3 separate regions of the Homo sapiens genome follow, and all the other regions are linked to region 1. The links are chromatin loops, found by intact Hi-C in ENCODE. Cell type or tissue: GM12878. All regions are shown on one strand. Each heading gives the region's core, and the rest is flanking DNA. Links, peaks and the distances in the headings are about the cores only.

Region 1 (10,080 bases), core at 630-8,629:
GATGTAAATTATGTCAGTGTGAAATCCCACCTTTTTATAGGCAGGAGGAAAAACCCACCTTTTTATAGGCAAGTCAGAGGAAAGGGGGCAGGTTCTGAGCCAGCCCAACAGAAGGGCCTTCTTAGAAACTGCCTTCCCAGTCTCTGTGCTGGGGACTTATGGAAAGGATCACATTTCACAGGCAGCAGCTGAAGGACAACCGCAGGCTGGAAGGGCAGGCGGAGGAGGCCACTGGTGGCCTGGTGTCAACCGTAAAGCCAACTGCACAGCGTGCAAGTCCCGCCTACGACAACACACAATGTATTATATTCTAGGGACCCACCAGACTGGAAGCTCTTGGAGGACTAGAAGGACTCTGACCTTCCCGCCACACACCCCCGAGACCAACAGGAGTGTCTGCTCCATGGCTAGATGCTCCATAGATGTTTCTTGAGTTTCTGACTATGTCAATAGATATCATCAATCCATTTATTCAGAGAAAAAAAAATTCAAAGGAAATAAATCAAAACATTAGGGGTGGCCGGGCACAGTGGCTCATGCCTGTAACCCCAACACTTTGGGAGGCCAAGGTGGGCGAATCATATGAGGTCAGGAGTTTGAGACCAGCCTGGCCAACATGGTGAAACCCCATCTCTATTAAAAATATAAAAATTTGCCGGGCATGGTGGCAGGCGCCTGTAATCCCAGCTACGTGGGAGGCTGAGGCAGGAGAATCGCTTGAACCCGGGAGGTGGAGGTTGTAGTGAGCCGAGATTGTGCCACTGCACTCCAGCCTGGGCCACAGAGGGAGACTCCGGGAGGTGGAGGTTGCAGTAAGCCGAGATCGTGCCACCGCACTCCAGCCTGGGCCACAGAGTGAGGCTCCGTCTCAAAAAAAAAAAAAAGTTAGGGGTGATGATAACTCTGGTACTGGGATTATGAGTGACTGACACATGGCTACCAGCCAGCCTGGGCATGCAGAAATCTCACTAGCCCATAAGCACCAGCACCACCAAATCAGGACTGGTCAGGACTTCTTCTCCACCCCACCCCACCCCACCCTACATGTGCCTCTGCAGCACTGAGCCCCCAGTCCTCCGCCTGTCCCACCCTCAGTAGACAGGGGCACCCAGGGGGCCAACCAGCACCAAAACCAGCTTTGCAGCCCAGCATCTGCAGTGCATGCCGGGCAGGCAGTTTGTTAAATTCAAATGACTGAACCATTTCCATTCCAAAAGATTGGGGAAAAAACGGGTTGCAAATTTGCACCTGTTACTGGCTCTTAACAGCTAACTGCTAAATGTGGAAACGCAGCTTCCACTTAGTAGACTCTGTTCTTTAGAGAATCAACTATTACGCAGAGACGCCATTGCACTTGAAACCATCTGCCAGACATTAAAAAAGTGACCAGGAGTATGCGTGCAAGGACTGGTGGGCGCAGCTAAAGGAAAATGTGCCAATTCCTGCGACCAGCAGACACGGGGCAGAAATGTGGGTTCGAAGGAGCAGGGTGGCTGAGATCCGTTCTAAAGCAGGTCAGGACCTAACACATTCAGAGATGCAGATTTCTAGAGACAAAAAAAACTAGTGCAGGCCGGGTGCAGTGGCTCAGCCTATAAACCCGGCACTTTGGGGGCCTGAGGCAAGAGGATCGCTTGAGGCCAGTTCAAGACTAGCCTGTCTCTACAAAAAATTTAAAAATTAGCCAGGCATGGTGTTGCCCACCTGTGTTCCCGGAACCTCACAGGCTGAGGTGGGAGGATCACTTGAGACTACCAGGTCAAGGCTGCAGTGAGCTATGGCTGCACCACTGCACTCCAGCCTGGGTGACACAACAAGACTCTGTCTCTTTAAAAAAAGGAAAGAGAGAAGAAGAGAGGGGAAGGAGGGAAGGAAGGAAGGAAGGAAGGAAGGAAGGAAGGAAGGAAGGAAGGAAGGGAGGAAGGGGAGATAAAAGAGAGAGAGGATAAAGGAAAGGAAAGGACAGGACAGGACAGGAAAGGGAGGAAAGGAAGGAAAGACAGACAGACTAGTACAATCCTCTAGTTTTATAGATGAAGAAACTGAGGCTCACAAAAGAGCAGTGGCTAGCCCCAGGCCCTGGGACAGGTGATGGCAGGTGACAGCAGGTGACACACTGAACTTAGCTCACCTCTCCCCTGGGACCCCACAGAGCATCATTCTGCCATGCCACACAGCAGAAACTCATCCTTCATATTGTTCATTTATGTTTTAGGTGTGATCGTGGTATTAGGTATTTTTTTCGAAGTGACATTATCTTTTAGAGATACATACTGAAATATTTATGGAGAAAATAATATGATGTCCTTTTCAAAATTCCAGGAGTAGGCAGGGGCGGAGATGAAACTAGACAGGCCAATAGTTTGGAACTGATCATGCTGGGGGCAGCACACAGGGTTCATTATTCTCACCTCATGTGTGTCTGAAATCTTCCACCAGGAAAACATTTTCTTAAGAATCTGTTCAAAATACCAAACAGCGACAATGCATCTATCCCCTTCAAGGAGAGTCTCTGCTACTAATCTGGGCCTTCCAAAAAAAGAAAAAAGGAAGAAGAGGATAGGAGAGGGGAGAAGGGGGGAGAGACAGAGAGAGAGAGGAAAAAGCAGGCAGAGACAGAGAGACAGAAAGAGAGAGGAAGGAAGGAAGGGAGGAAGGTAGGGAGGGAGGGAGGGAAGGAAAAAGAAAGGGGAAGGAAGAAAAGGAAGGAAGGAAGGAGCAAAGAAAGACAAAGGAAAGAAGGAAATAAGCCAAGAAAAGAGAAAGAAAGAGAAGAAAGAAAAGAAAGAAAAAGGAAAGAAGGAAAGAAGCAAAGAAAAGAGAAAAAGAAAGGACTGAGAGAGAGAGAGAGAGAAAAGCAACCTTCTGCTAGGATCTTAAAGATACTACCCATGAAGCCTTCTGGCTGGGAAAAATTTTCAAAAAGCACCATTGCTCAATAAGAAGAGGGAACATATTCAACAAGTTATCAAGTCTGCAGAGAGAACAAGCCATGTCAGTATGAGATCATTAAATCAGCATTCTGGCAAAAAACGGTATTTCCAAACGTTCTGATGACAGCTGGATCAAACCCGCCAATACCTGACAGTAATAAATACAGTTATTTGGGAAGAAAAATAGGGAGTGACCTTACAGCTCCACTGAAATAGGCCAAATACGGGAAGCTTGAGGCGGTAGGAAATGGAAAAGAACAGCTAATATTTGGCAAGCTTCCTTGATGATCAACAAATTAAAATGTTAAGGAAGCAATTTGTTGAGAAAAGATATTTTTAAAAGAAGCTGAATCACGCAGGTTCAGCCCCGGATACGGTCAATTGGTAATTTTTAAATCATTTTTTAAAAGTTAATGTGTTCAGCCTCTAGAAATGGCATTTGAGACATCGCTGAGTTAATCATAAGCCGCCTCTCCCCCAGCTCAGGTGCAGGGAGGGATGCCTTTGCTGAGTTACTCTAGGGCTCTGCTCTCAACCCCAGGCTCAGCAGGGACTGCAAACCCAGCTCTCATGGGCAGTGCCTTTAGTGACAAGGGCATAAACAAAACTATAGCCTGAAGTCGAGCTAGAGTTTCCAAAGGCCCTCTGGTTGCCGGTCCATTTTCAATCATTAGCCACCTGACCTACTTCCAAATCTAGAAAGCCAAACAATACCGGATTTCTTCAATTAAAATACTGCTGGTTTTCACAACGCATGAAGGGAAGACTTTCTTGTGATTAAACAGCCATTCCCTGGGAGACCGAGGGAAGCGGATCACCTGAGGTCAGGAGTTTGAGTCCAGCCTGGCCAACATGGCGAAACCTAGTCTCTACTAAAAATATAAAAATTAGCCGAGCATGGTAGCGAGTGTGTGTAATCCCAGCTACTCAGGAGGCTGAAGCAGGAGAATCTCTCGAACCTGGGAGGCGGAGGTTGCAGTGAGCTAAGATCGTGCCACTGCACTCCAGCCTGGGCCACAGAGCAAGACGCCATCTCAAAAAAAAAAAAAAAAAAAAAAGGCATTCGCATTCTAAGGGCCAAAGTATACCCTCACTAAACCACCACAGCTCACAACTAACTCACTCAACATAGGGCTCACTGAGCATTTGCTGTTGTGGGTGCTAAGAACAAAGTCATTGTTTTCAGAATTCAAACATTCTTTCGGGTGAGAGGAGTGGAAGACACAGGTTTTATAAGTAGGGGATCATGTGCAGATAAGTCATTGAAGAAGAAAAAGTCAGGGAAGGCGGGAGGGACCAAGAAGGGATGGGTGAGGATGGCTCCTCTGAGAAGGGGACATGTGAGCTGAGACCTAAGAAAGTAAAACCTAACCATCACAAACCAAAGTCGGCCTCTAAAATGGGATCCCCACCACCAACCCCAAAACCAGATACTACAATGCTCTTGGCCGGGTTTTTAGCCATGTGCTTGGTTAGCTGCTGCTTAACTTTATTCTTAAGGAATCTACATACTGCATTTTTTTAAAGCAGGTTCCCTGGTAAGAAACCCTACTCCTCAGAAACAACAAAAATAGTATGTTCTGTTTTCTCTTTTTTTGAGACAGAGTCTCGCTCTGTTGCCCAGGTTGGAGTGCAGTGGCACCATCTTGGCTCACTGTAACCTCCGCCTCCTGGGTTCAAGTGATTCTCCTGCCTCAGCCTCCCGAGGAGCTGGGAGTACAGGTGCGTGCCACCACATTCGGCTAATTTTTGTATTTTTAGTAGAGACGGGGTTTCACCATGTTGGCCAGGCTGGTCTTGAACTCCTGACCTCAAGTGATCCTCCCACTTCGGCCTCCCAAAGTGCTGGGATTACAGGCGTGAGCCACCACCCCCAGCCCTTACTGTTAAATGACCATGATGAAGCTGATTTCTACAAATACACCAGGAGGAAGAGCTAAGGGGGGAAAAAAATTCCCTGCAAAATAAAACGAAACAAAGCTCCTTGCAATTATGCAAAGCTATAGCACAGCTAAGTTATTCTGAGCTAACTCAACCTAGAGGGGTGACGGCCTGGCAAAGGGGGTCATCCGACCCAGCCAGACAAGCTCCGTCTTTCCCTTCCTGCTTCACTCATTTCTGAAAAGAACAGTTCCAGTTTAAAGTAACCCAGCAAATTCATCCTCAACGGGTGAAACCCCATCCTCGCTTCACCTGACTCAAAGCGTGCGCTGCTTTAATTCAAAACAGCTGACTTCGGAGGCCTACAGTCCTCATTTTTCATCCGTCCCCATCATACCAAAAGCAGACTATGTAAGTAAGAGCGGTGAAAGGCCTTTCTGTGCTGAAAACATATTTTATGTATTGAAAAGTACTTGGTGGCCACGCATCTTAACTCCTGAAGAAGAAAATAGTTATTTCTTTTTATTTCTGCAGATATTTCAAAAATATGATAGGTATTGAATGCTAGGCCTGTGACAGGCAAAATGCCCTGTAGGAGGTGCCCGGGTTTCAGAGTCAAGCACAGCCCCCAATCAGATAAGCAGAGGCCTGGGAGAGGGAGGACATCAGGACCCACGTGACGCTAACACCGGGCGGGGTAAGGGCAGGAACATGGCGCAGGCCCAAAAGTGGCCCGCGGCGGGTGGTACGGGGCAGGACAGAGTCCACCTGCTGGAGAGGATCTGAAGGGCCTCGTCCTAACAGAAACAGGAACCGGAGCTGGGCAGGACTTCAGAGGCTGAAGGATGGGAGAGGGAGGGTGCGCCCAGGAGGAGGCACAGCTTGAGCAGAGGCGTGGCTGCATGACCGCGGAGGGAGGGTTCACACCCGGGGCCTGTGGTACGGCTGGCAGGCGTGGGAGAGCCAAGGTGGGGACACAGAGAGGTCAAGGAGGCCGAGGCCGAAAAGGGACCACAGAATTTGGCTACAAGAAAGCAGTTTCAGTTTAACGATGACAAGGGAGCCCGAGTGAAGAGGAAAACCTGTCAACTCCTCGTGAAAGTCGGGAGGGTTTCTGCGTAGAAAAAAACAGCGTTCAGCAGCTCAGTTGGCTGCCGTGAAGTCATCAGAACTAGAGGAAGAGTTGGACTTGCTCTAGTGAGGACAGCTTTTGAAGTCACTAACCACAAGGAGGAAGCCTTCCCCTCTGGGCCTGCAGGAAACAGATTGCGTGGCTTTGTCTGTCCTGGCTGGGGAACGCATGACACGCTGAAGGGTTTTCCAGCTCTAGGGAAGAAAATTCATCTTTCTGTAAAGTCCACTTCGTCTTCCATTATCTACCAGACTTCTTGATGGGACCATTTTTAGAGCCTTCAGTGAAAGAATGGAAAACACTAACTTGGATAAACAATTAAGAGTAGGGAGGGAAATAGGTGAAGACGCAACTCTGATGAAATAAACAAACCGCAACCGTGGAATAACATTCTGGTTATTATGGGTCGTGATTAACGGCTCCCTGCGTTGATGGCTGAAAACTTGTGCTTTACTGCACACTTCCAGCAGAATTTAGCTGCTTTTTTCTTTCTTGTTTCCTTTTTTTTTTTTTTTTTTTTTTTTGAGACAGGGTCTCACTCTGTCACCCAGACTGGAGTGCAATGGCTTGATCATAGCTCACTGCAGCCTTGACCTCCTGCTGGACTCAAGCGATCCTTCAGCCTCAGCCCCCAAGGAGCTGAGACTACAGATGCACGCCACCACACCTGGCCAATTTTTCTTATTTTTTGTACAGACGGGTTCTTGCTATGTTGCCCAGGCTAGTCACAAACTCCTGGGCTCAAGTGATCCTCCCGCCTCAGCCTCCCAACGTGCTGGGATTACAGGCGCTAAACCAGCACTTAAGCTGCATTTTTTTTTTTTTTTTTGAGCTGGAAACTCCTTCTACCGCCCAGGCTGGAGTGCAATGGCACAATCTTGGCTCACTGCAACCTCCGCCTCTCGGGTTCAAGCGATTCCCCTGCCTCAGCCTCCCGAGTAGCTGGGATTACAGGCGTCTGCCACTGCGCCCAGCTAATTTTTGTATTTTTAGTAGAGACGGGGTTTCACCATGTTGGCCAGGCTGGTCTGGAATTCCTGACCTCGTGATCCACCCGCCTTGACCTCCCAAAGTGCTGGGATTACAGGCATGAGCCACCGCGCCCGGCCTTAAGCTGCTTTTTAACACATGGGGAGAACACAGAGAAAGTACCAAAATGAATGTTGTAACTCAATTCTAAAATACGTGAAAATATACTGAAGACTCTTCCATTGCATCATCTTGTAAATTCAGGTGAAATCCTGCCTGTCCCTACCTAGGCCTCATTTTCCTTATCAACCTATGAGAAACGACCAGGCATTTCTTGGGTCCCCAGCACCCTGGAGAAAGAGACCACTCGGAGGACACGGCCCCTCACCTCATGGTCCCCCTGGCAGGCAAGGCCACCGGGCCAATTAATGGAAGTCAGTGACCAGCAACTGGAAGGGCTACAGGGTTTGGGAGGAGATAGAGCCTCTGAGGTTGGAAAGGCGGCCAGGGTTTCACTGGGAGGCAGGGCCTGGGCCAGGCTCCAAGGGACGGGGTCCAGCCCCCAGCAAAGCATCAGCACACACTTCAGCAGGAGGTAAGATGCCACGGCACTGGGGAAATTTTTAAGCAAGAGGGAAGAGGATGCATTAACAGAGAAGAGGGAGGTCACCATTGTGGGGCATTGCAATCCAAATTGAGTCCAGGCCGGGCGAGGTGGCTCACACCTGTCATCCCAGCACTTCGGGAGGCTGAGGTGGGAGGATCACTTGAGGTCAGGAGTTTGAGACCAGCCTGGTGAAACCCCACCTCTACTAAAAATACAAAATTAGCTGGGTGTGGTGGCACATGCCTGTAGTCCCAGCTACTTGGGAGGCTGAGGCACAAGAATCGCTTGAACCCAGGAGGCGGAGGTTGCAGTGAGCCAAGATGATGCCACTGCACTCCAGCCTGGGTGATAGAGTGAGACTTCATCTCAAAAAGAAAAAAAAAGAAAGAAAACTGAGTCCATTTTTAGTCCTTTGAAGTGTGCAGGTGTGTGTGACTAAAAACAGGCAGAACCATCACTGTTGAGAATGGGGTGCCACAGAAATGGGAGACAGGGTGTCATTTCTTACTCCAGCAATCGGAGGAGGCAACTGTTAGGAACAGCCCCCACTGGCTGAGCAGTGGCCAAGAGGCACCTCACTTTATGGAGGGGGTCCCTTCCAAACACTAAGAACTTAGGAAGTTCTCGCCACCCAGAGATAAGGGAATGGAGATGCCCAACCCCTAAATGATGGAGGCAGGATTTGAGCCCAGGCCTCTGGTGCCAAAGCCCCCACTGCTTCCTCATCCCATCACCACCAAACAGGCTCCTATGCTTAGGAGACTGGCTTTCTGAGCATTTCATAAAGTTGCTCTGCAGACAGACTCCAAACTTGTGTTAATCATATGTTACCCGCTGGCAGCCCGGCTAGAAGGCGCTCACAAAAGATGACTTTGAAAGACAAAACCAAAACCGAAGTGTTTCCTATGAAACTGGTATCATCACACACAGCCTTGCCCCATGCACACATTTCAGAATTGTCCGACATCCAGTTCAACATGGCAGACGATCCTGTTTGCTTTGGAACAGAAAGGTATAAACTCACCTGACAAAGAGGACAGGAAAGCAAGAACAAATGAAAAGCCCCCAAAATCTCAGAAGCTGGAAAGCGCTGGAAAGCACTGGAAAGCCGAAGCCGCCTTTCCAGACAAGCCTCAAGATGGAGCAGGCCGCCTGCAGCAAGCAAGCTCATTCGAGCTGCAGGACTTGGAGGCCGGGCAGGTGTGCAAAATGCCACTGCGGTCAGGTCCCTCCTGCACTGTGGGCAGAAGACTGGGGTTTCTCATGACCATGGGCAGGGGGCTGAGTGAATATCCCAGCACATGCCCCAGCCTGGTGCCTAGAAGACAGGTGGTCAGACTAACAGTTCCCAACTGCACCACCCAGCAGGAACACTGAGGGCTCCTTGCTAGAGAAACTGACCAGTCCAAGAGAATGAGCCACTGATACCCATGCCTGGGGGCTCCCCGCAACTAGACACCTGGGTTAATTACTTACGGTGGGGGCCACCAAAACTGCTCTTTACCCCGACACACACACACACACACACACACACACACACACACACCCTTTCTATTGCCATGCTCTGATATATGAACAAACAACAACACGTCACTAGGCATTTGAGGAAACCTCTAACTGGGACCAAAACAAAGAGGGAAACGAGGAAAACAGACAAAGCGACAGGACAAAGGCTAAAGAAATTTGGGTCTAGCCGCACAACTGGGTTTAAGCATCAGAGAAAATAAATGGACCACAGTTATAACAGACAACCTCACAGATAATGTTGCAGTAACTCAAGTTCAAAAGGCAAATCCTGCAAGTCTATTGCAGAATAATACCATTTTTATAGAGCTCAAACTCAGGGAAGAGTAATCATATACTACTTAAGCATCTATTCATGGGTGCAGAAAATACATTATTTTAGGCAAGAGCATAATAAATACACTACTTAGGATGGGTCACCTGTCCCAGAGAGGGGGCAGGGAATAGGAGGTGGGAGGAATATACAGGTGGATGCAATTGACTGGCAAAGCTCTGATTCTTAGGGTTGGGTGGAGGGTTCCTGGGTGTTCACTGTATTATATTTTGCAACCAAAATGCATGGTATGCAACTGTTTATATATTTTTAAAAAACATTTTACAAAGTAAAGACAGTAAGAATTCAATGCAGAGGCCAAGCACAGTGGCTCATGCCTGTAATCCCAGCACTTTGGGAGGACGAGGCAGGTGGATCACCTGAGGTCAGGAGTTCAAGACCAGCCTGGGCAACATGATGAAACCCTGTCCCTACTAAAAATACAAAAAACTAGCCAGGCATGGTGGCATGTGCCTATAATCCCAGCTACTTGGGAGGCAGAGACAGGAGAAATGCTTGAACCCAGGAGGTGGAGGTTGCAGTGAACCAAGATCACTCCATTGCACTCCAGCATGGGCAACAAGAGTGAAACCTCATCTCAAAAAAAAAAAAAAAAAAAAAAAAAATTCCAACGCAGAGAACAGAAGAAAACTTTTTTAAAATTTTTTTATTTGTTGCAACAGGTTCTTGCTCTGTCGCCCAGGCTGGAGTACAGTGGTGT
Region 2 (10,080 bases), core at 786-8,785, 77 kb before region 1:
ACTATGTTGCCCAGGCCAGTCTCAAACTCCTGGGCTCAAGCGATCCACCCGCCTCAGCCTCCCAAAGTACTGGGATTACAGGCATGAACCACTGCACCTGGCCCAAAACCTCCTTCTTTAAAAAAAGACTGCTCACATTCAGGATGTGAAACTGCAGAGTGGCTGTACAAGATCGTTCAGACGAGGGTTAGGTGTGGGGCTGTGCTTGGCTTTAAATGGCCCAGGGGACTGGATGTTGGACCTGTGACATAAGCACTGCCTGACCAGCCTTAAAAATCCCTCCATGCTGTGGTACATCCATACAATGGAATACTACTTGGCACTGACAGCGGCCACACTGTTGAACTGCAAATCCACTGCGCTAAGTGAAAGAAGCCAGACTCGAAGACTGCATATGGTATGATCCCTCTATGTAACACTCCAGAAAATACAAAATGATGCCAGCAAAAAACAGATAAGTGGTTACCATGGGCTGAGGGTGGGGGAAGGGACTGACTACATAGAGGCCTGGGAGAATAGGGGGGACAGTGGAACCATCATATATATATATATATATATATATATATATATATATATATATATATATATATATATGTATTTTTTTTTTTTTTGAGACAGAGTTTTGGTCTTGTTGCCCAGGCTGGACTGCAGTGGCACGATCTTGGCTCACTGCAACCTCCATCTCCCAGGTTCAAGCGATTCTCCTGCCTCAGCCTCCCAAGTAGCTGGGATTACAGACATACACCACCATGCCCAGCTAATTTTTGTGTTTTTAGTAGAGGCGAAGTATCACCATGTTGGCCAGGTTGGTCTCAAACTCCTGACCTCAAGTGATCTGCCCGCCTCAGCCTCCCAAAGTGCTGGGATTACCGGCATGAGCCATCACGCTCGGCTAATTTTTGTGTTTTGAGTAGAGACAGGGTTTTGCCATGTTGGCCAGGCTGGTCTCGAATTCCTGACCTCGGGTGATCTGCCAACCTCGGCCTCCCAAAGTGCTGGGATTACAGGTGTGAGCCACTGCACCCAGCCTGTCCTCTATCTTAATAGTGGTGGTGGCACATGACTATATGTGGTTGTCAAAATTCATCAAAGTGGACACCTGAAAAGGGTGAATCTTACTGAGTGTAAATCTGACTTTTTAAAAAAATCTCTTCCCCCAGTGAAGAACTGATTGACACCAATATCTCCAGGCCAGTAGATGAGGATGAAATGTAACCAAAAACAGGCTCCAAACATGGTGGATATCGGCCAGGCACAGTGGCTCATGCCTGTAACTACAGCACTTTGGGAGGCTGACACAGGAAGATCATTTGAGCCCCAGAGTTTGAGAGACCAACCTGGGCAACATAGCGAGACCCTGTCTCTGCAAAAAATTAGCTGGGTGTGGTGGCACACGCCTGTGGTCCCAGCTACCCAGCAGACTGAGATGGAAGGATCGCTTGAACCTGGGAGGTTGAGGCTGCAGTGAGCTGTGATCACGTCACTGCATTCCAGCCTGAGTGACAGAGTGAGACTGTCTCAAAAAAAAAAAAAAATACACACACCAAAAAACATGGATATCAACCTTTTGTACTGACTGATATCATTAAGGCCTCATAAGCAGCTAGATCCAAATATTTACTGTCATCTGTAATTCAATTATTCACCCTTCTCCTGGCTTTTCTGTGAGGAGGGAAGGGCAAGAGTGTGGGTAGAACAGATGAGTTAACAGAATCTTCTCAACGTTAAAGACTGTCTACTTTGATTTATAAAAATCTTTGGTGTCTGCTGAACTCACATTTGCTAGAAAATGCTGGTGGTGAAGTGAGTAAGCAGAAATCTACTAATATTTATATCATTAGGCTGGGCGCGGTGGCTCTCGCCTGTAATCCCAGCACTTTGGGAGGCCAAGGCGGGTGGATCACTTGAGCTCAGGAGTTCGAGACCACCCTGGCCAACATGATGAAACCCCGTCTCTACTAAAAATACAAAAAAATTAGCTGGGCATGGTGGCACGTACCTGTAGTCCCAGCTACTCGGGAGGCTAAGGCAGGAGAATTGCTTGAACCTGGGAGGCAGGGGTTGCAATGGGCCAAGATCGTGCTACTGCACTGCAGCCTGGGAGACAGAGCGAGACTCTGTCTCAATTAAAAAAAAAAAAAAAGACTTGATTTTGATTTATCCCTTTTCCCTCATTCTGAAGGCCCCCCACAACCTCCTCACACCCCACTTCCAGGGACTCGGACATGTGAATAACCCTGGCCTATGCCAAAGCTTGGGCGATCTTTGCTCAGAAATAATCCTATGGCCACCAGGTTCTGCCTCTATCTCTGTCATGTGCTATGATGACCTGGAGATGGCTTTTAGGTCTAAACATTGATGCTAAGATTCATTTCCACCACCTGAGCCCCTCCAGGAGCTAATGTCTTTCACAGGGGGAGGAGCTGGGGGCTGGGGTGCTGACATCCCGGTACAGGGTCTTCAGGGGGCCACGCAGCACACACTCCCCAGGCATCTACTTTGTGACAGAGACAGAGACATGCAAACACAGTCCCGGCAGGGGACACATCCTCAATCAGCATCTGGAGGAAGGGACACAGAGGGAGGCCATGGGAGGGGGCCCAAACTGGCCTCAGAGTAAGCATTCCAGGAGCTGGTTCTAAATGCAAGTCCCCAGGCCCTTCCCCGGTGACTGTGTCTCACTAAGTCTAGGGTGGGGCCCAGGGACAGTATTTTTAACAAGCATACACACACACCCAGGAGGTTTTTATGATTAGCCATGTTAGGAAAACGCTGACACGGGGGAGCTCCTGCGTGCCTGGAAACGAAGCTGCTTGCTTAACCATTATGGTTCTGAGAGCTGGGAACCCTGATTGCATGATCTCCACCTAGCCGGTCCCACGTGGCCAGGGCAGAAAGCAAAACCCCAAAGCGAGGAGGCCGGTGGGGATGGCAGGGCTGGCGCCTGGGCAGTTTCCTCCGCTGGCCCCCTGCCACCCTCCGCACAAACACAGCCCGGCTGCCGCCTCCAATCCAGACCACCCACGGCAGCCGGGCATGATGGTCGCCGGGCTTTCCTCTCTTCTGTCCCCTGCACTTAGCCCCCGCTCACCCTTGAAGGATAACCTTTTCTCCTATGTATCCGGGAAAACTCCCAGGGGATCCTGCCCTAACTTCCTCCCCGGGGTTCCCATCTCCCTGAGTTCCCTCCTGTCTGCTCGCCAGCCCGAGTGCCGGATCCCATCTCCTCCCAAACTCTGTGACCTTCATCTCGCTCTGGAAATGACGTTCGTGCCTCTCTTGGAATGCTCTCTTTCTCCCCACCCCCGTCACACCTGAAAACAAGCTTGGGGCTCCCCCTTGTCAGGATGGGGAAGTCCATACCTTAACCTGGTCCATCTACAGATGTACCCGCCCTCCTCCCTCCTCCCTCCTCCCATCCTTCTCAGCCAAGTGCTTTCAAAACCCACTGTCTCTATGCCCCAGTTCCACAGTCAGAATCCTCCACCTGCATCTCCTTGACAGTGTTTTCCTGCCCTGTAGTTTAACATCTGTCTCCACTAGAATGTAAGCACCGCGAGGGCAGGGACCTTGGCCTTCTGCTCACTGCTGCAGCCTCAGGGCCTGCAACTGCCTGGCACACAGCTGGTCCACAACAGATCGTTGTTGAATAAGACATAACCACCGCTTCCTTGTTTTAAGAGCGTGTTTCTCGCAGAGTCCTCTAAAACAGTGTCTCAGCTGTTCCGGCTCCACCTCTGTCCCCAAACGTCCATCTGCTGCCAGGCTGTAGAGTGTAACTTCGGCTGGAAATGTGAGCCTGGCCATGTGACTCCCAAGTGTGCACCCTCTGACACTTGGCAAAGCCTCAGACAGAGTGAAGTCCAAGCTTCACTTGGCCTGAGCCCCAGCATCGTGTGCTGTCCCCAACACCACCCCAGCCTCCTCACGCCTCGTGACAGCCCCACACCATTGCCACACCAGGTCCGGGTTCCTACACATCCCCAGAGCCCTGTCTCTAGCTCCAAACATCTGCTGGGTGCTGCCCTCCCAAGAGTTTCATTTACTACTTTAGAACAAAATGGTGGATACCATGCCAACCTCCCCAGCTGGGCCAGGAGTGCCCGGAGAAGTGCAGGGCACCCACAGCAGATGTGCCAGCATGTCCGATGGCAGGACACAGAGCTGGGAAAGCGTGGACGGAGCCAGGCCTTGTCCATTCATGAATGGCAGTCTCTTTCACTCACGTCCGTGTGAAAAGACCACCAAACAGGCTTTGTGTGAGCAATAAAGCTGTTTATTTCACCTGGGTGCAGGTGGGCTGAGTCTGAAAAGAGAGTCAGCGAAGGGAGAAAGGGGTGGGGCCGTTTTATAGGATTTGGGTAGGTAAAGGAAAATTACAGTCAAAAGGGGTTTGTTCTCTGGCGGGCAGAGTGGGGGTCACAAGGTGCTCAGTAGGGGAGCTTTTGAGCCAGGATGAGCCAGGAGAAGGAATTTCACAAGATAATGTCATCAGTTAAGGCAGGAACAGGCCATTTTCACTTCTTTTGTGGTGGAATGTCATCAGTAAAGGCAGGAACCGGCCATCTGGATGTGTACGTGCAGGTCACAGGGGATATGATGGCTTAGCTTGGGCTCAGAGGCCTGACAGTCTCCAAGTCGGATCTGTCCCAGCAGCTGTCTCACAGATCCCCTCCATCCACTCCTATACGTGGACCCTTCCTCCTCCTGCTCCTCACCCCGGGCAATGCTGTTTTCACCTCTACTCCTAGAGAACACGGCAAACCCAACTGTACTTTGGCCAGAACAGACTTGAAAAAAACCCGAAAGTTTACTTTGGAAGGGAGTTAATAATAAAGGCTGGAAGGCATCTTCAAGGCGATAAACACCTCCTTTTTCCCTTCTCCCAGCCTTGGCATGGCACTGTCCCCGGGGGAAGCGCTTTCTGGGACACAAAACTGAAAGCCTCATGACAAGAGCCAGGGAGCCCAGAAACTGGGAAGGAGGAAGAGGACAGGACGTGGACGGAGCGGGCAACTTCATGAAGAGCCATAAAATGTGTTTCTCGTCTACCAAAAGCTGCAAAACCCTTTCTTTAACTCATGAGAGGCTCGGGGCTGAGAGCTGGGCTTTTAAAAGTCAGATTCGTGAAACCCTGAACATTGCCAAGAAGAAGGAACAATAATTCCTCCACCTCAAAGTTTCTAGAAACAAACACAGAAATAGAAGAGGCACTTCTTTGAATCCAAACTAAATTATTCTGTTAAGTATTGAAGGTTGTCAGAGAGATACAACCAGAATAAACATCTCTGATAATGGGAGCGCATTATAGTGAAAAGGTGGCAACTTTTTAAAACATCGACTATGCTATCTCTAAAATAAACAAAAAGAAGACAAAATTCTCATGACTTTTAGGCTCTAATTTAGGTAGAAAGGAAGTCAGAGAGAGATTTTCAAATTTATACTGTACAACTTGACCTTTAGATCATCGTTACAGTGTGATGAATTCTGAATTTCTGTTCACAAACCTCCTGACAACTGTATTAAGGTTCCATAGGATAGAAACAACTTCTCTTCTGATTAACCACAGGGATTTCAACAGGCTGTGATACACATTTAACATGGAAAACATTATTAGCCAGCTGATGGGGGTGAGGGGAAGAGAAAATGATCAAACAAAGCAAACTTCCTCAGCACGCCATACATGGTCTTTCCGGCTTTTAAAATATCCAAACATCGCTTTTTAAACTTTGATGATAGAAAACAGAAAGAACTTTTTTTTTCATCATTTCAAAGGAAAGCGCTACAAGTTTTTCTAAATTAGGGCTAAAAGACAGAATGGCTATTTTTAAATGTCTGGTTAAAAATTAGAAAGTCTCAAAGGTAAGCCACAAGTATGCGAACAAACCAAGAACACTGCTATTTCTGTTCAAGTACCAAAGACTGCAGTAAATGAATGAATGTATTCATCTTCACTTTATGATCAAAACGGTCAACGGGAGGTAAGAAATCGAAAACCTACTAAAACAGAAATGTTTATTTCCTATACAACATGACACCTACTGAAAATTCTGTAGAAATTCATCTGATCTTAATAGTAGAAGCATTTTCTTCGGCCAGTTCTAATTTTGAAAAAAAGAAAGAAAAGCTATAATAAAGTCCATTAAGAAATCTTAATCTCCATTAAGACAATGAATAATGTGAGAATATGGACTTAATAGTGTTTGTCTAGGAAAAAGGTAAATAGCTAGCTCTGAATTCTTTTTTAAAAATCTAATTCTTTTTTGTTGTTGTTGTTAAAAAAGGAAAATGTCCACTTAGTATAAATACTAACAAAGGCTCTGTATTTTTTTTAAACTCCTCCAAATCCCTGGAATAATGCCTGCCAACTAAAACACCTACTATGAATTTAGTAATGGGTTATGCAAACATAAATTATAAGGCCAGACATTTTAAAAGGAAAAAAAAAAGGTGATTTATCGAGGCACTGGAGACACGGTAGGAGAGAAGCAATATTTCAATTTTCCACATATTCCTCAACACTACATGTGTTCATGCAAAAAGAATTTTAAAATAAAAATGACTCTCGGCTCTTCTGGTTCTAATCAGTTCATTTACTTGAAAAGGGTTATCAACGAATTCATTTCCCACACTTATAATTGAGAAAATTAATATAAAGCCAAACATTTTATCAAGTTTCAAGTATGAATGAAAAGCGTGTCTCACGATCTGGTTTCAGTAAAAAGAAAAATACAAATATCACCTCTCCTTAGAGTGGCAAAAAGAGTTAAACCACATGTTCTGTTCTTAAATTATTAGCCCTAGAACCTACCCTGATCCTGTTTTTTACTTTAATTTCTTTATTTCTATTCACACATCACTTTTCCTTGTCTCAATTCACTGTTAAGTGAAACAGTATTTTTTCTTGATGGCGGCAAAGCAATCATTTAAATACGTATGAAATACCTTTCGTGGGTTGTTGATTTATAAACAAAATAAATGAAAATATACTTGTCTGCAGCTTTTAATTCAAGGAAACAGAAGCTATCACCTTTCCCCGAGCACACATCAACCAGGCCGAAATCTTCATTTTTCTTCACTTTGCCAGTGGCTGATGGTTTCACAAATGGTCATCTTCAAAAGCACATGTAACTGAACGAGCTGATCTCAAGAAAAGGCTTGAAAATGCTGCGCTCGTAAGCGATGCACGTTTTAAAATGCAAAAGTGCAAAAGAACATCTCTGCGCGTATTCCTGGTGCTGTGAATTCCTCCCTGGAGAAGGCTAATTTGAACACACACGCTTGCATGCGATATGGGTTCCTGGCACTTTGATTATGTGAACACACCTGACCCCAGGGAAATAGGCTGACGCCGGCCCCATATTTCAGACAAACCAAACAGCCAATAGACAGTAATGGCTTTAAGCTACTGATGGCCCGGGCCAAAAATGAAGCCGCACTTAATCTTCTGAAGGAAACTGTCAATGTTAGGAGGCCCAGGGCCGACATTTCCCTCGATCTTAATCACAGCCACCTATGATAACAGAGTGAGGTTTATTTTTATGCCTGGCTCCAGACACAATGATCAATCCTTCAATTTTGACGATTTTGTATCCCACACAATGAACCAGAGTAAGTGAAGTCCATGTAGGTAGTTTCCGTGGATCCCTCAAGTAAAATATAGAGAATGAAATTCACCTATGAATGAAATCTAAAACAATCAATCAAAACTTGAAAATGCCTTCTAAAGCCTCTCCAAATCTACAAATTTAATGAGATTCCAATAAAAGCCAATTTAAAATTTCCATCTAAAAAATAAGAATTCCTGAGGGGTACGGTAGCTCACACCTATAATCCCAGCACTTTGGGAGGGACTGAGCCCAGGAGTTTGAGACCAGCGTGCGTAACATAGTGAGAACCCCTCCCTACAACAAATACAAAAATCAGTCAGACACCATGGTGCATGCCTGTAGCCCCAGCTACTTGGGAGGCTGAAGTGAGGATCGCTTGAGCCCGGAAGGCAGAGGTTGCAGTGAGCTGAGATTGTGCCATTGCACTCCAGCCTGGGCGACAGAGTGAGACTCTGTCTCAAAAAAAACCTTCAGGCAGCTTTGCCACCTGTGGGCCTAGGCAAGTTACTCCTCCTCTCTGGGCCTCAGTTTCCCTCTCTTTGAAACAGAAATAAACACTGTACCTGTTTCGTAGGGATCCTGTGAGTGTTAAGTTAGTTAAATGCCTTTCCAGTGTTTAGAATAGTACTGGATATGCAGTAAGTGCTCACTAAATATCAGCTGCCATTATAAGCTACGACGGCTGTGTCCCTGAAGTTACTGAGCCCTCACAACAGTCTTCCTGGTTTACCCCATTCCACACACAATGGGACTGCCAGGAATATTTGCTGCACACATGAATGAATTCTGGGTAGGAAAACTCCAAGAGGCAGAGGAGGTGATGCCTTTTAAGAAGAAAGGGATGTGCCTAAGTCTTGGGCCCACAGGTAAGATCAATAGGAATAAGGACACCTATGGAAAAGGGACGAGTCTCTTGTTGCAAAATGTGTGGCTCTCAGCCACACAGAACCTCGGAGTCTCGCTCTGAAATCCAGGCTGGAGTGCAGTGGCGTGATCTCGGCTCACTGCAATCTCCGCCTCCCAGGTTCAAGTGATTCTCCGTCTCAGCCTCCTGAATAGCTGAGATTACAGGTGCACTCCACCACACCCGGCTAATTTTTGTATTTTTAGTAGAGACGGGGTTTCGCCATGTTGGCCAGGCTGGTCTCGAACTCCCAGCCTCAAGTGACCCGTCCGCCTCAGCCTCCCAAAGTGCTGGGATTACAGGCATGAGCCACCATGCTCAGCACCAACACCTCCTTTCTTAGACTGAACAACAGAGAGGTCATGGCTTGCTCAGATCTTGCATTCATTAAGTGGCCAAGTCAGAATCACAATCTAAGCTTCCAGATCCAATTATATACTCCTTTAAGGACACCAACTATATAACACAACATCTTCTTAAAATAAAGGGCCACAAACAAAATTACAAGACTCTGCATAACAGGCCAGTCATGCTCCTCGTAAACTCACTTTTATGCCACTCACATTTGCAAGTTAAAATGAAAAGCCAATGTTAGTCAATAACATGCTCAGTGACTAGTCCCACCCACACCACACGCGCTCCATCCCCCTAGCCAAAGAAAGAAGAAAACGAAGACAGCAAGTATCAGAGTTAGCATGGCTTGGTATCCAATTGTCATTTTCTTGACTGACATAATCTCAAAGTGGAAGGGGAGATTTTCCCACGCTTTGGCTTATAATCAATTCCGTAAGTTAAGAAGGCTTTCACAGGCCAATGGCAAATTTTAGGCTATAACGATATGTTCCTTCCTAAGTACCCTCCTAGAAAACATTCCCCCTGACATATAGAATCCTTTAAATGAGTATGCCACTTCAAAGAAATACTCAAAAGCAATTTTAAAAAAAATCTAATAGAAGAGGAATTGCTAATGGTTAAGTGACTAAAAATTTGGCTTCTGGGCCAGGCGTGGTGACGCATGCCTGTAATCCCAGCACTTTGGGAGGCCAAGGCAGGTGAGTCACCTGAGGTGAAGAGATCAAGACCAGCCTAGCCAACATGGTGAAACCCCATCTGTACTAAAAACACAAAAATTAGCCGGGCATGGTGGTTGGTGCCTGTAATCCCAGCTACTTGGGAGGCTGAGGTAGGAGAATCGCTTGAACCCGGGAGGTAGAAGTTGCAGTGAGCCGAGATCAGGCCACTGTACTCCAGCCTGGGTGACAAGAACAAAAATCTGTCTCAAAAAAAGAAAAAAAATTGGCTTCTGGAACCCTAAGGAGGCAGGGTGTTCAGGGGATTATATGGCCTCATTCCCAGGAGTCTGTCTGCCCGGGAAAATCCTGGTAGGTGGGTGGGTGGCTTACGCTTCATTAAGTGGCACCGATGATACTTAGCTCCCAGGGTGACTTCCAGGGGCAGAGAAATGATGGTCATGCACTTAGCATAATGCCTGACTCCTAGCAAGTACTCAATAAATATTAATAACAGCTCACCACGATTTCAACCAAATCATATGGCTTTCACATT
Region 3 (10,080 bases), core at 1,235-9,234, 580 kb before region 1:
TCACGGCCTCCACATTGGGCAGGATGCAGGTGCTGATGAGGAGGGCGAACAGGTGCACGGCCACCAGCACCGTGGTGCAGGCGCTGAAGGCAATCAGCAGCGGCCGCGGGTACTGGTACTGCGTCTCCAGCTGCACCTCCACCATGGCCACCTGCGGGGACAGCAGACGAGTGGTGCTGGGTGTGGAGAGGGCAAGGTATGGCCCCACCAGGGCCACCTGCCAGGCAGAGCAGGGGCTGGGCCAGGTTCGGGGGACAGGGTAGCCATGGGCTTGCCTGCTGGCAGGACTCACCCATGTTCTGGGCCCTGGAAGACCAGAGGGCAACCTCCTCACTGATCAAATGTTTCACATTTTCCTTTGTTCTAATTATCTAAAGAAGACTGCACTGAGAAAAACATCTCAACAGTACAGAAGAGGCCAGCGTGGTCGCTCACGCCTATAATCCCAGCACTTTGAGAGGCCAAGGCTGGTGGATCACTTGAGGCCAGGAGCTGGAGACCAGCCTGGCCAACATGGTGAAACCCTGTCTCTACTAAAAATACAAAAAGCAGCCGGGCGTGGTGGCAGGCACCTGTAATCCCAGCTACTCGGGAGGCTGAGGCAGGAGAATCACTTGAACCTGGGAGGTGGAGGTTGCAGTGAGGCAAGATTTCACCACTGCACTCCAGCCTGGGTGACACAGTGAGACTCTGTCTCAAAAGAAAACAAGCCACGAAAGTTAAAGAAAGAAAAGAAAGGAAAGAAAGAAAGAGAGAGAAAGAGAAAGAGAGAAAGAAAGAGAGAGAAAGAAAAGAAAAAGAAAGAAGGAAAAGAAAGAAAAGAAAGAGAAAAGGGAGGGAGGGAGGAAGGAAGGAAGGAAACAAAAGAAAGAAGTGAAAAACTGGCTGGGTACAATGGTTCATGCCTGTAATCCCAGTGGTTTGGGAGGTTGAGGCAGGAAGATCACTTGAGGCCAGGAATTCCAGGCTGCTGGGAGCCCCGATTGCACCACTGCACTCCAGCCTGGGGGACAGAAGGAGACCCTGTCTCTATAAAAAATACAAAATTAGCCGGGCATGGTGGCACATGCCTGTAGTCCCAGCTACTGAGGAGACTGAGGTGGGAGGATCGCTTGAACCCGGGAGATAACAGGCTGCAGTGAGCTATGATCACACCACTACACTTCAGCCCGGGTGACAGAGTGAGACCTCGTCTCTACAAAAAAAGGAAACTGACCTTTCAAAAGGTAAAAACTGACCAGGCACGATGATTCATGCCTGTAATCCCAGCACTTTGGGAGGCAGAGGCAGGAGGATCGCTTGAGCCCAGGAGTTTGAGACCAGCCTAGGCAACATAGTGACAGCCCATCTTGACAAAAAAAAAAAACAAAAAACGGAAACTGACCTTTTAAAACAGAACAACTGAAAGTGCGGAGAGTCCCCAGACTCAGAGCTGCACACCTGGATGGCCTCAGACAGACCACATGGTGCCTCCTCAGCAGAGGCCAAAAGCCCAGTGAGAGCCGGCATCTCTAAAGCTCGGGAAAGGTGACGGAAGTGAGGCCGAGGGTGAGGAGGGAAGCTGTGGAAAGGAGGCATGGCTGGGTCTGCTAAGGAAGCAAAATCATCAACCGTAGTCGGAGGCTACAGCAGGTAGAGTCTAAAACGAACAAACCAAGGAACGGCAGGCTCTGCTTGGTGTCTTGAAATGTGAGGTCAGCCAGGCGCGGTGGCTCACACCTATAATCCCAGCACTTTGGGAGGCCGAGGTGGGTGGATCACTTGAGGTCAGGAGTTCAAGACCAGCCTGGCCCGCATGGTGAAACCCCGTCTTTACTAAAAATACAAAAAATTAGCTGGACGTGGTGGTGGGCATCTGTAATCCCAGCTACTCAGGAAGCGGAGGCAGGAGAATCACTTGAACCTAGGAAGCAGAGGTTGCAGTGAATGGAGATCATGCCACTGCACTCCAGCCTAAGTGACAGAGCAGGACTTTGTCTCAAAAAAAAAAAAAAAAAAGAAGAAGCCTGGGGAAGGTTCTTCTACCCACTGTTTCCACTGTTTCCCTCCTAGACCTAAGCCATCCCTGTTTAAAGAAAAAAAAACAACAAAACTCAGGCCAGGTGCGGTGGCTCATGCCTGTAATCCCAGCACTTTAAGAGGCTGGAGGGTGGGGGGCGGGGGGGGGCGGATCACTTGAGGTCAGGAGTTGGAGACCAGCCTGGCCAATATGGCAAAACTCTTTCTCTGTGAAAAATACAAAAATGAACCGGGCATGGTGGCTCGTGCCTGTAATCCCAGCTACTTGGGAGGCTGAGGCAGGAGAATCGCTTGAATCTGGCGGGCAGGGGTTTCAGTGAGCTGAGATCATGCCACTGCACTCCAGCCTGGGAGACAGAGTGAGACCCTGCCACAAAAAAATAAATAAATAAAATAAAATAAAATAAAAAAATAACTCACAAGGCTGGGCCCCGGAGTTAGAGGCTGCAGTGAGCTATGAATGTACCACTGCACCCCAGCCTGGGCAATGGAGCGATATCCTGTCTGGGGAAAAAATAAAGTAAAAGATAAAATAAAATAATATATATGAAGATTTCATAATGTCCTTCAGCAACTGCCACCTCTTAGCAGCTCATTTCTTCACCTCGCTTTCAGTGGTGAGGGAACACTTCCTAGATAAAAGAAGATATGGCCGGGTGCCTGTAATCCCAGCACTTTGGGAGGCCGAGGTGGGCGGATCACCTGAGGTCAGGAGTTCGAGACCAGCCTGACCAACATGGTAAAACCCCATCTCTACTAAAAATACAAAAATTAGCTGGGCGTGGTGGTGGGTGCCTGTAATCCCAACTACTCGGGAGGCTGAGGCAGGAGAATCTCTTGAACCCGGGACGCAAAGGTTGCAGTGAGCCAAGATCGTGCCATTGTGCTCCAGCCTGGGAGACAGAGCGAGACTACATCTCAAAAAAGAAAAAAGAAGACATGGCAGTCCTAGTGGACCAGAGCCGAAAAACAACTCAGCAGTAATACAGTTGGGGCCCTTGTGAAACGTATCCAAAAACCAGTAGCCACGGAACATGGGCTGAGGGGTGGTTTTTCTCAGTGTGGCCCTGGGTTGGCTATGGTCACCTCAAAGGAAATGGCCCAAGTGACAAATATTACAAACCACAGAGGCCTCCAAGACAGGAAATAAAGATGATTATGAGGTAGGGGCAGGGCTTGCAAAAAGTGGTTTTGTTCCACCTTAAAAGGAGAAAAGCGGGCGCCTGTAGTCCCAGCTACTTGGGAGGCTGAGGCAGGAGAATGGCGTGAACCCGGAAGGTGGAGTTTGCAGTGAGCCGAGATCGCGCCACTGCACTCCAGCCTGGGCGACAGACAGCGCAAGATTCCGTCTCAAAAAAAAAAAAAAAAAAGGAGAAAAGGGGCTGAGTGAGGTGGCTCACACCTGTGATCTCAGCACTTTGGGAAGCTGAGGCGGGAGATCACTTAAGCCCAGGAGTTCAAGACCAGCCCAGGCAACAAAACGAGACCCCATCTCTATTAAAAAAAAAAAAAAGAAGAAGAAGAAGAAGAAGAAGAAGAAGAAGAAGAAGAAGAAAAGAGAAGGCAATTTTTCACTGTGTTTATGCAGCATTTTTTAAATTTAAATTAATTTTTTTTTTTTTATTGAGACAGAGTCTTGCTCTGTTGCCCAGGCTGGAGTGCAGTGGCGCTGTCTCGGCTCACTGCAACCTCTGCTTCCCGGGTTCAAGTGATTCTCCTTCCTCAGTCTCCCCAATAGCTGGGACTACAGGCATGCGCCACCACGGCTAATGTTTTTTTTTTTTTTTGAGACGGAGTCTCCCTCTCTGTTGCCCAGGGTGGAGTGCAGTGGCATGTTCTCGGCTCACTCCAACTTCCCCTTTCCGGATTCAAGTGATCCTCCCACTTCAGCCTCCCGAGAAGCTGGGGTTACAGGTGCCAGCCACCACGCCTGGCTAATTTTTGTTTTTTTGTTTTTTGAGACGGAGTCCTGCTCTGCCACCGAGGCTGGAGTGCAGTAGAGCGATCTTGGCTCACTGCAACCTTTGCCTCCCGGGTTCAAGTGATTCTCGTGCCTCAGCCTCCCGAGTAGCTGGGACTACAGGCGTGTGCCACCACGCATGGCTGATCTTTGTATTTTTAGTAGAGATGGGGTTTCACTGTGTTAGCCAGGATGGTCTCCATTTCCTGACCTCGTGATCTGCCCGCCTCGGCCTCCCAAAGTGCTCAGATTACAGGTGTGAGCCACTGCGCCCAGCCTAATTCTTGTATTTTTAGTAGAGACAGTGTTTCACCAGATCGGCCAGGCTGGTCTCCAACTCCTGACCTCAAGTGATCTGCTCACCGTGGCCTCCCAAAGTGCTGGGATTATAGGCATGAACCATGGCGCCCGGCCCTCCTTTTCATATTTTTAGTAGGGACAGGGTTTCCCCATGTTGGCCAGGCTGATCTGGAACTCCTGACCTCAAGTGATCCGCCCACCTCAGCCTCCCAAAGTGCTGGGATTACAGGCGTGAGCCACCCCGCCTGGCCTATGCAGAGGTTTTATGAGGTGGGGCCTTGGATCACTGGTTCTCTGTGTTGGGGGAAGAATACGCATCAAGAACTAAGCTTCAGGTTAGGCATAAGCACGTGTTGCTAGACAAAGGAACAGCTTTGCAATTCTAATGAGGGAAGACACACTATAAAGGGCGAACTCTACCCAGCAATCTGTACCTTTGCCTGTTCCCAGGGCCCTGCCCCGACTCAGCTACAGTTTCTGATGATTTGTATTTGTCACTTATTTTTCCCAGGCTGCCCTGCAGTGTGAAGAACGATCTGACCGGATGGCGCTATGCTAATCTAATCAAGCAGGTGCACTGCGGCTCCCCCAAGGCTCAGCTCCACGCCAGATGGTTCACTTGCTTCCCACTGCAGCTGGTGCTCTGTATCTATGAGTTCCACATCTGCAGATTCAACCAACCGCAGGTCAAAAATACTTGGGGGAAAAAAACAAAATGAAACAACAATATTTCTCCCTTGGTATAAGGTGAAGAAAAAAATAACAATAATTAAAGAAAAAAAAAACCAGCCTGGGCAACATAGCAAGAGCCACCTCTGGTTTTTTTTTTTTCTTTTTTTTTTTTTTGAGATGCAGTCTCGCTCTATGGCCCAGGCTGGAGTGCAGTGATGCAATCTCGGCTCAGTGCAACCTCCGCCTCCCGGGTTCAAGCAATTCTCCGTCTCAGCCTCTGGAGTAGCTGGGATTACAGGCATCTGCCGCCACGTCCAGCTAATTTTTGTATTTTTAGTAGAGACGGGGTGTCACCATGTTGGCCAGGCTGGTCTCGAACTCCTGACCAGGTGATCTGCCCACCTCAGCCTCCCAAAGTGCTGGGATTACAGGCGTGAGCCACCACACCCAGCCAGCTTTTTCTTTTAAATTGCACCATCAATCTAACAATTGAGGCTCCGGCCTACAGAAAAACAATAGAGGCTGGGCACGGTGGCTCCTGCCTGTAATCCCAGCACTTTGGGAGGCCGAGGGTGGCGGATCACCTGAGGTCAGGAGTTCGAGCCCAGCCTGGCCAACATGGTGAAACCCCATCTCTACTAAGAATATCAAAATTAGCTGGGCGTGGTGATGTGTGCCTGTAGTCCCAGCTACTCGAAAGGCTGAGGCAGGAGAATCGCTTGAATCCAGGAGGCAGAGGCTGCAGTGAGCTGAAATCACACCACTGCACTCCAGCCTGGGTGACAGAGCAAGACTCCATCTCAAAACAAAAACAAAAACAAACAAAAAGAAAAACAATAATTGTTTTCACATAAGGAAACAGGCTGGACAAGGTGCAATGCTAGCACTTTGGGAGGCCGAGGTGGGAAAATCACTTGAGAGTTCAAGACTGCAGTGAGCCATGATTGCACCCCCGCACTCCAGCCTAGGCAACAGAGCAGAGAACTTGTCTCTGAAAAAAGAAAAAAAAAATTAGCCAGGCATGGTGGCACGTGCCTATAATTCCAGCTACTCAGGAGACTGAGGCAGGAGGATGGCTTGAGCTCAGGAGGTAGAGGCTGCAGTGAGCCATGATCACACCACCGCCCTCTCCAGCCTGGGCAACAGAGTGGGACCCTGTCTCTAAAAACAAAACAAAAAACAAATAAATCACTTCCACCCAATAGGACCTGTGAGCATACTGTTGTGTCCTCACTGTGAGTCCTTAACCTCTGGGACAATTCCCTCCAGGGGTGTGGGTCAGCGGCTTTGGAGTCAACAGGAGATGGGCCCCTTGTCAGAGCCGCAGCTTTGTCGGAAACTGACTCTTGTCCTAGGGGATGACTCAGAAGGAAGGCGGCCGCTGGGAGCCAGGCCAAAAGCTCTCCTTTGTCACCCTGGAGGCCAGATTCCAGGAACGTCTGCATCGCTAACTGGGCTAAACTGATCCAACCCCAATCAATCTCTGAGGCCCTGCTCAGAGATCCCTGAGAGTTCCAAACTTTTGGGTGGTGCCTGAGACGGGGCAGACATGGGCGCCTTTTCTCAGGAAACCCTGTACCATGCAGCGATTTGATTTGATTTTATCTTTTTAATTAATTAATCTATTTATTTCGAGACAAAGTCTCACTCTTGACCAGCTGGAGTATAGTGGCGTGACCTTGGCTCACTGCAACCTCCGGCCTCCCAGGTTCAAGCGATTCTTGTGTCTCAGCCTCCCAAGTAGCTGGGATTACAGGCGCCTGCTACCATACCCAGCTAATTTTTTTGTACTTTTAGTAGAGACGGTGTTTCACCATGTTGGCCAGGCTGGTCTCGAACTCCTGATCTCAAGTGATCCACTCACCTCGGCCTCCCAAAGTGTTAGGATTACAGGTGTGAGCCAACACGCCTGGCCAAAATAAATAAATAAATTTTATTTTTTCTTTTTAGAGATGGGGTCTCACTCTGACGTCCAGGCTGGAGTGCAGTCGTGTGGACATAACTCATTGAGGCCTCCACCTCCTGGACTCAAGTGATCCTCCTGCCTCAGCCTCCCAAGTAGCTGGGGCTATAGGTGCACGCCACCACGTCCGGCTAATTATTTATTTTATTTTTGTAAAGACAGGGGTCTCCCTGTGTTGCCCAGGCTGGTCTCAAACTCCTGGCCTCAAGCTATCCTCCCACCTTGGCCTCCCAAAGTGCTGGGATTACAGGTGTGAGTCACAGAACCTGAGCTACTATAATTACCCCGCACCAACCTCCCTCCTTGCTAAGCAAATACTTGATGTGAACAGGACAAAGTGGGCTTTCTGAAGATTCTAGAGCTGGGAGCCCCTGGCAACTCCCAGCGCCCCCACTCGCACTGATAGAGTCGTCCTCTTAGAGCAGCTGGGACGTGGGTGGATGCTTCCTACTGGTCCATCCTGGCTGCCAGAGACTGGAGGGAAGGCTCTGGTCCCTGAGGCATCCCGGGACCTCAGTTAGCAAAGCCCATCTGACCAGTGTGCTCCTCACTTGGCGCCCACACTCACCATGGCAAAGCCGGAGAGGAGGGCGGAGGTCCTGCTGGAGGCCTTCAGCTTGGCCCTGCTCAGGTAGAGCTTCCGCCACGACAGGGCCTGTACCGAGTGGTGGTTAGAGGTGACCAGTTCCAGGTAGCTGCGGCGGACCCAGTCCCGGTAATCCATGCCCTTATGGCCGGGCTCAGGGCAGGCAGGAGCAGAGGGGTCGATAGGCACGTTAAGCTCAGCACTCATGGTGGGAGCCAGGCTAAGGGTGGGAGAGAGACATGCTCAGACATCCTAGGTTACTGCGGCCTGGAAGAGCTAGACTCCAAGCCCATTCAACCTACAGAGGCTGCCATATACAGCCCACGCCAGAGCCCAGGGGTTTAGAAAGTGCCCAGGACCTAAAGTTATGTTTCTTTGTTTGTTTGTTTTTGAGACAGTGTCTCACTCTGTCGTCCAGGCTGGAGTGCAGTGGGGCAATCTCACCTCATTGGAAACTCCAGCTCCTAGGTTCAAGCAATTCTCCTGCTTCAGTCTCCTGAGTAGCTGGGATTATGTGTCCGCCACCACGCCTGGCTAATTTTTGTATTTTTAGTAGAGACGGGGTTTCATCATGTTGGCCAGGCTGGTCTCGAACTCCTGACCTCAAGTGATCTGCCTGCCTCAGCCTCCCAAACTGCTGGGATTATAGGTATGCGCCACTGCGCCCAGCCTTCCAGGACCTAAAGTTATGAAACCTGGATTTGACTCTACTGTGTGATTCTGAGCATGACAGCTGACCTTTCTGACCTGGCTCTTTCATCGTGAGAATGGGGATATTTCCACCTGTAGGACTTTTTATTTATTTTTATTTTATTTGATTTGATATATTTTTTTGAGACAGTCTCGCCGAGTTGCCCAGGCTGGAGTGCAGTGGTGCAATCTCTGACTCCCGGCTTCAAGCGATTCTCCTGCCTCAGCCTCCCAAGTACCTGGGACTACAGACGCCCGCCACCATAGCTGGCTAATTTTTGTATTCCTAGTAGAGATGGAGTTTCACCATGTTGGCCAGGCTGGTCTCAAACTCCTGACCTCAGGTGATCCACCTGCCTCAGCCTCCCAAAGTGCTGGGATTACAGGTGTGACCCACCGCGTCCAGCCTACTTTTTTTAAAAATAGAGACAGAGTCTCATTCTGTTGCCCAGGCTGGAGTGCAGTGGTACGATCACAGCTCACTGCAGCCTCGAACTCTTAGGTTCAAGGGAAGCTTCTGCCTCAGCCTTCTGAGGAGCTAGGACCATAAGCACAGGACCATGCCTGCTAATGTTTTAATTTTTCCTAGAGACGGGAATCTCACTATATTGCCCAGGCTGGTCTTGAACTCCTAGCCTCAAGTGATCCTCCCTCTTACACCTCCCAAAGTGCTGGGATTACACGTGTGGGCCACTGCACCCGGCCTCACCTCTAGGGCTTTTGAATAAGATAATGCATCTGAAGACGAAAGACTTCTTCCAACATCCAGGTGCCAGCCATGGAATAAACATTTCCAAGTAGCTGCTAGTTTCACAGATCCAACTTACATTTTATTATTTTCTAAATTTATTTATTTTTTGAGACAGAGTCTCGCTCTGTCACCCAGGCTAGAGTGAAGTGGCGCAATTTCGGCTCACTGCAACCTCCGCCTCCTGGGTTGAAGCCGTTCTCCTGCCTCAGCCTCCCGAGTAGCTGGGATTACAGGCATGTGCCACCATGCCTGGCTAATTTTTATATTTTTAGTAGAGACAGGGTTTCGCCATGTTGGCCAGCCTGGTCTTGAACTCCAGAGCTCAGGTGATCTGCCCGTCTCAGCCTCCCAAAGTGATGGGATTACAGGTGTGAGCCACCGCACCTGGCCTTCAACTTAAATTTTGATCAGTACAGTTCACCCTAAGAAAAATATTGGACTTACATAACTAAAGCCACATCCAAGCTACAAGGCAAACTTTTAGCAAGATGAAAAATGAAATCCACCAACTCACATGACCACATTTTAAGGAGAAACAGAAGGCGGAGATGCCTGGACTCACACCTGGTAAACATCTGGTTTGACTAACACGGATTAAACATCAGAAGGACAGATCTGTCAAGATTTGTGAATTTAAACCCAAATCTCCACTAAGTAGGGGATTGGCGGTCGCGTGTGTCCCAAGGAGCTGGGCTGCTCGGCCACACGCCAGGATCCAGTTCTAATTAATCTGCAGGGCGTGCTTCAAGGGCACAGGCATCTTGTGGTTTACTTGACATCAAAAAGAGTGACTTTTCCAGCCTGGCCAACATGGTGAAACCCTGTCTCCACTAAAAATACAAAAATTAGCCAGGTGTGGTGGCGGGCTCCTGTAATCCCGGCTACTCGGGAGGCTGAGGCAAGAGAATCGCTTGAACCCAGAAGGCGGAGGTTGCAGTGAGCCAAGATTGCGCCACTGCACTCCAGCCTGGGTGACAGAGCAGGATTCCGTCTCAAAAAAAGAAAAGAAAAGAAAAAAAAGAAACGAAAAGAGTAACTTCTATGTCCAGGCCCACATAGGCCCCACGGAAAGTCTATGTCAGGCTGTTACACACAGATCCGTGTTTCTAGGTCCCAGGGAGCGTGGCTGGGGTGGACGG

The links. Peaks named below come from ENCODE experiments on the same cell type or tissue, not always from the same donor. Only the 100,000 strongest peaks of a DNase experiment are listed, where the experiment ranks them.
Region 2: it touches region 1 in a loop (4-fold over the local background); 4 of 110 quality-filtered maps call a loop at or near these places.
Region 3: a loop joins it to region 1, with 6 times the contacts of the local background. A loop is called at or near these places in 2 of 110 quality-filtered maps.

The regions. Positions count from the first base shown.
Region 1 is chr7:101,852,573-101,862,652 of GRCh38, reverse strand. All of the region lies in intron 1 of CUX1 (cut like homeobox 1), which reads right to left. Among named protein-coding and RNA genes, the nearest start is that of CUX1, 40 kb to the right of the region's middle. RefSeq lists enhancers at 1,081-1,794, 5,602-5,731. In GM12878, for the core only: a CTCF peak has its summit at 5,580; DNase peaks (open chromatin) are centred at 5,102 and 5,732; H3K4me3 peaks cover 2,126 bases; H3K27ac peaks cover 3,165 bases.
Region 2 is chr7:101,929,573-101,939,652 of GRCh38, reverse strand. The region is part of intron 2 of CUX1 (cut like homeobox 1); the gene reads right to left. Among named protein-coding and RNA genes, the nearest start is that of CUX1, 120 kb to the right of the region's middle. RefSeq lists enhancers at 2,529-3,100, 3,101-3,672, 3,588-3,727, 3,673-4,244, 4,245-4,816. In GM12878, for the core only: no CTCF peak of the experiment used is centred there; a DNase peak (open chromatin) is centred at 5,712; H3K4me3 peaks cover 1,218 bases; H3K27ac peaks cover 288 bases.
Region 3 is chr7:102,436,584-102,446,663 of GRCh38, reverse strand. It overlaps ORAI2 (ORAI calcium release-activated calcium modulator 2), which reads right to left. Exons shown (of 4, transcript NM_001126340.3): 3 at 7,483-7,720; 4 at 1-151. The coding sequence starts at 7,707. Among named protein-coding and RNA genes, the nearest start is that of ORAI2, 8.0 kb to the right of the region's middle. RefSeq lists enhancers at 1-172, 1,542-1,621. In GM12878, for the core only: no CTCF peak of the experiment used is centred there; DNase peaks (open chromatin) are centred at 1,433 and 4,883; H3K4me3 peaks cover 1,751 bases; H3K27ac peaks cover 4,880 bases.